Regions from separate parts of the Homo sapiens genome. Here region 1 is linked to region 2. The links are chromatin contacts, found by Hi-C or POLR2A ChIA-PET in ENCODE. All regions are on one chromosome and are shown on one strand. The core of a region is the stretch at or near the end of the contact, and the rest is flanking DNA. Distances in the headings are between cores, read along the strand shown. Region 1 has its middle 11 kb from the start of MOB3B. Region 2 overlaps TEK (TEK receptor tyrosine kinase).

What was found. Hi-C counts contacts between places; a loop is a spot of excess contacts on that map. ChIA-PET counts read pairs that join two places held with the same protein, here RNA polymerase II (POLR2A). Pooled maps may share reads with other maps.
Region 1: a loop to region 2 is called in a pooled map, with 3 times the contacts of the local background. The contact joins two enhancer-like sites. A Hi-C loop is called at or near these places in 2 of 50 pooled maps. POLR2A ChIA-PET finds 5 or more read pairs at or near these places in 2 of 52 experiments (H1 and OCI-LY7).

The regions. Positions count from the first base shown.
Region 1 is chr9:27,539,106-27,541,805 of GRCh38, reverse strand. No RefSeq gene overlaps it. Among named protein-coding and RNA genes, the nearest start is that of MOB3B, 11 kb to the right of the region's middle. Within about 2 kb of position 1,450, at least 18 of the 41 ENCODE cell types and tissues checked have a DNase peak (open chromatin) inside an H3K27ac peak, as active enhancers do.
Region 2 is chr9:27,192,996-27,195,841 of GRCh38, reverse strand. The region is part of intron 11 of TEK (TEK receptor tyrosine kinase); the gene reads right to left. Among named protein-coding and RNA genes, the nearest start is that of TEK, 85 kb to the right of the region's middle. Within about 2 kb of position 1,266, at least 2 of the 41 ENCODE cell types and tissues checked have a DNase peak (open chromatin) inside an H3K27ac peak, as active enhancers do.

The sequences.
Region 1 (2,700 bases), core at 201-2,700, 350 kb before region 2:
ATTAGGACCTTATCATTTCTTGTCTAGATTAATTCAACAGCTTCCTTCCTTCTAGTCTCCATGATTTCACCCACTAGCCATCCCCTCCCCTTTGCCCAATTTTCTCCATTTATGGTAGAGTGATCTTTCTAATAGGAAACTCCTGACTTGCCTTAAAAAGCCCTCATTGAGGCCGGACGTGGTGGCTCATGCCTGTAATCCCAGCACTTTGGGAGGCCGAGGCAGGTGGATCACGAGGTCAAGAGATTGAGACCATCGTGACTAACACAGTGAAACCCCATCTGTACTAAAAATACAAGAAATTAGCCAGGCGTGGTGGCGGGTGCCTGTAGTCGCAGCTACTTGGGAGGCTGAGGCAGGAGAATGGCGTGAACCCGGGAGGCAGAGCTTGCAGTGAGCCGAGATTGCGCCACTGCACTCCAGCCTGGGCGACAGAGTGAGACTCCGTCTCAAAAAAAAAAAGCCCTCATTGACAACCTTCAACCCACAATCCATGGTGAAGCACAGGAGCCTTGGGGATCTGCCCCCAGCACACCTCTCCACCCTTGTCTCTCACTGCTCCTGCCTTCATGGAGAGCCCTGATGAACTATTTGTAGTTTCCCCTGACTCACCTTGCTGTTACTGGGCCTGTGTGCGTGTTGCTCCCACTACCTGCAATACGCTTACCCACTTCACCTGGGTGAACTTTACTTAGGATTCACCTTAGGTGGGCATCATGTTCTTCCAGGCCCCTCCTCTAACTTTTAGTTGAGAGTATTCCAGACTTAAGGCTCCATGGGATAGGGATCTTGTCTATGCACCAGCTTATTCCCAACTGCCTGGCACGTAATGCATTTATTAAATATATATTGAATTGATTACCCTACTTGGGGCTCTTGTTTGCTTCTACACTTACAGTTCTAGCATAGCACTTAACTCATTATCATGCATCATTATTATGGGTTTGTTTTGTCTCCCATTAGACTGTGAGCTCCACAAGGCTGTGTCCTTGTCTTATACATCATTGTATTTCCAGCTTCCAACATAGTGCTTGCCATGACACAGGAAGTCAGTAAGCTCTGAATGAATGAATAGTATCTACATACCATTAATCTGAGGTTTAAAGTTTCCCCAAATTCTGAAGCAAGGGGATTTACGGACTTCCCTGACAATTTTTGGATGTCATCCCAATGATACCACTAACATTTTAAGGGACAGCTTGCATATATACATTTTTCTGGATGGCAGTTTTTTTTCCCACAGGCTTCATCAGATATTTCTCCATAGCCTTCCTCAGATTCTCAAAGGGGTCTCTGATTCCCCCAAAAGATAAGAAACTGTCATAAAAAATTATTTCTAAATATCAATTGTTAAATAAAATGTTTGCAAAGCAGCCTGATGAATCATTTCAGGCCACTTGACCCCGATGAGTTAGAGAGTTTGTGCTCTGCAATCTGACTGCTTCCAGCAGTCTCACTGCTGCTGGACTGTGGCACTTCCAATTGGCAGCAGGGCAAGTTTCTTCTGGATGAATATTCTGTCATAGGGGTCCCCCTTCCACACATACCTGTAGGAGCAGTTTGAAACTCATATGCATGGTCTTCCTGGTTCTAGGCACATGAGTCATTTAAGCTGCTGGAGCCAGGACCAGCTAGTATGCTAGCCCGGCATTCAGAAAGTTAAAATTTGGGGTCAAAACTGAGAACCTTCTTTGATCCACCTTGGCCAGACATTTTCTCTGGCTTCCATTAATAGCCTCAACATTTTTTTTTTTTCTGGCCTAGACCCACACAGGCAAGAGACCAGAGCTTCTCTAAGGAGCTAAGGGAAAGCACATTTTAAAAATAACTTGAGCAAATGAATTCATCTGGCAAAAGCAACCCCACTACGTAAAATAAACCTTTTTAGTTTCGCAATAGCAGTTCCTGAAAATGTAAACAACCTCAGGGTCTACATGCACTGAATCATTTGCTGAACAGAAAGTCCCTGGTCCAAATTCTGCAAGAATAAACACCTTACAAAACTAGGGGTCAATGACCTTCATATGGGAACAAGGAGGGTGTGGGGGGCAGCAACCCACCCTGAGGACAATGAGAAAGTCTTGAGACTTGATATTCAAAATGCTGGCTTTCTAAACCAAAAACTGGCATGAGTGGAGGGAGAAGGGGAGGGTGGGCACAGTCTATGCCTCAGGCTCTTGCTCAGACCCTACCAGGCCCCTGCCTTCCCTAGGGAAAGCGAGAGTCTACTCACTGTCATGAAGCCAGAGGAAGGCCCTGCAGGTTTCACTGTGTGTTCTGTTGACAAGATGATGGTTCCATTGAAACTGTAATAACATACTTGGCCAACTAAGCCCATACGATCGTAGTAACTTTGTACCCAGTCCTAGCTTTTCAAACATAATGATAATATGTTCTTTCTAATGTGGCCCATACTGTTCTAATGAACTTATGCTGAGTTTTTCTGAGTACTAGAATAATATTCGCCATAAATAATAGATATAATTATTCTCATTTAATATTTGCGTAGCTCTTCTTTAAAGCAGAAAGTATTTTCTCATTCCTTACTAGAACCTTTCTGTGTGAGGAGCACTGAGCTAGAACCCATATCTTAGAATGGTCAGAATTTGGAGAAATTCAGGGAAAAGGCACTGGACTCATTTTTAAAGACTAGAAAATGCAACCTCCAGAAAAAGATTCAAGAGTTTTTTACTCCCAGAG
Region 2 (2,846 bases), core at 17-2,516:
AATTCATAATCTCTCCAAGTTCACCTGTAAAATAAAATTAAAATATCCATCTTCCAGACTCAGGAGTAATAAGTGAGAAAATGGATGTGAAAATGCTTGGAAGGTGTTAGGGGCTCTATTAACACTGGTTTCCTCCCTCCCTTCCTTCTTTCGAGATGTCTTATGTCACTGGACAAAGGAGGAAATAGTGTGTTTTCAGTTAATAATAGTAAATTGATTTTTAAATTCCAGATATGAAGTCCTTCCAAAACGTAGGATAGAGATCCTCTAATTCATGCATTCTCAGTAGGGACACAATCACTCCTATGGGGCAAAAAAATTTGTTCTTAGTGTATGAGAAAATTTCAGATTACTACAATTGTTTACAGAGGACCATAATACAGAAACAGATATAGAGCATATCTGTGGTATTAAAATTTCACGGGAGGCAGGATCTACTAGGATAAACGTATCTGAAACAGCTCACTGGGGATGAGCAATACATTTTTTTTTAAAGGTTGAGAAACACTGCTCTTACTCTTGGTTCGAGGTGAGAGGAAGGGTCTGTTTCCATCTACTGGGAATTAAGTCCCACCAGCCTGGTTCTGACTACCCTCAGACTAGTGAGAACCAGCAGCTAGGCATGCATTTTCTTGGCATTATGCAAAAGGTCTGATGGCCCTTTCTCTGTAACCTTTGCAAATGGAGAGAGGTGATGCCATCTCCTCTTGTTAACCTCTGAAGTTTAACCTCCAAAATAGCCACCCAGAGTGGTTTAGGCAGGTTTGCAATGACAAAGGAGAATGGGGAGTTGATATTTTGGAGAATACATTTACACCTCCTAATCCTGTGCCTGGTACAGAAGAGTAACTCAATAAATAGTCATTTCCCCTTTTCCCGCCCTTTGGGAACATGATTACCCCATACGCCTCCCTGTCTGCCCCTTTCTGCACTATGTTCAGAAAGTGTTCTCTTCCTTCCCCTCCCGGACTCCCTGGCCTTCACCATCTCAATCAACACACATAAACAGTGCAACTGCCAGACGAAATGAAAAGCAAACAGCAGCAAAATTCAAATGATGGGAAAAGAAGAACCTTCAATAATCCCCTTCCCGCCTACCCCTGAGAACTACTTTGAAATATTCTGAGAGACCTCCTGGCTGCAACACATTCTGAGGGCTGAAGACAGTACAGTGTGGGGCTGTGAAGTGTTTTATGTTCTGTTCCATAAATACTTTCCATCTGAGTCAGTTTATGCTCTTCCCCTCTTGACTCACCAACAGTGACTTGAGAGAGAATTAACTACCATTTGCCTTTTAGCAGTAACATGATGACATATCAGGGATCCCTTGGGTCATGGTTGTAGAGGTCCCTTTTTCCTCTCTATATAGTTTCTGGGTTTATTTTTTATATTCACAACCAGGTGGGTCCCCAAGCAGCCATTTCTTACTTGTGTGTAATGCTTCTATAAGTCTCAGAGTAGCTTTTGAGTCTCATTTGGTTCTTTAAGGATGCTGCTAGTAACATAAAAACTAGGTGGGTGGTGTGAAGGAAGGATGTTTCTGTTAAGGGTGCACAATCTCTGCAGAAGAAAAGTGGATGTTCTTCCTGGTTTTTTCACTCAATCATAACATATCCTTCTACTTTTAGTAAATGGAGTAAAACACAGGCAAATATGTGAACTGGGATAATAAGCTGGTGCCTTTGGGATTCTAGGTAGAAATAATAATTGGAGAAACAAAAGGATATGGAGCCTGGACTGGGAGTGGTGACTCATCCCTGTAATCCTAACACTTTGAGAGGCCAAGGCTGGGGGACTGCTTGAGGCAGGAGTTTAAGACCAGCCTGGGCAACAAAGCAAGACCCCGTCTCTACAAAAAAAATTTTTTGAAGTAGCCAGATGTGGTGGTGTGCCTGTAGTCCCAGCTACTCAGGAAGCTGAGGTGGGAGGATGACTTGAGCCCAGGAGATAGAGGCTGTAATGAGTGTTGATCAAACCACTGCACTCTCCAGCTTGAGTGACAGAGCAAGATCCTGGCTCTAAAAGACAAAGATATGAAGCCCGAAGATTTAGTATGGTGATGCATCTTACTGTTATTAAGTACTCTGAGTCTCTACTTTTCAATCTGTAAAATAGGGAAGATGATAATTCTTACTTTCCTAGGTGATATAAATCAAATATATATGAAGTTGAAAGTATAAAGTACTGACCAAGAGAGAGTAACAGAATGGTTATACACAGTGAACAATTCAAAGAACCAGGAATGGAACCTTACAAAAGATCACTCCAGTATTTCAATGGAGGGTACCTGGGTAACAGAAAGCTGGAGGTCAGGTTAGCATCAAGGAGGCTTCACAGAGTTAATTAACGCAATAGAAGGCCAGTCAATACCAAACACCACTGAGAAGTCCAGAAGTAATTTTACACATGTTATCTAGAACGTGTGGACCCAGGACCAGCAGCATCACTTGGGAACCTACTAGAAATGCAAATTTTTGAACCCCGGCCCCATCCTCACCTCAAAACCATTGAATCCGAAACTCTGGGGACGAGGCCCAGAAACATCTTTTAACAAACTCTCTGAGTGATTCTGATGGACACTTAGGTTTGAGAACCACTGATTTAGAAAAGGGAGGTAAATATAAGAAATAGCTTAAGGAGATGAAAGTGGCTACCTATAGGAAGCAGGACTGGGAGGTGGAGGGTGGAGCAGGAGAATGCTGTTCTTTAGATAAAAGCTTCTTATTCTATTTGATGTCATGACTCTGACCATGAATTACTTTGAAAAATTGGAAATTATTTTTGAAAATAAATAAACTGGGACTTCTAAAATATGCCTGTGGCAAGAGCCTGGTCTGGGCCCTTAA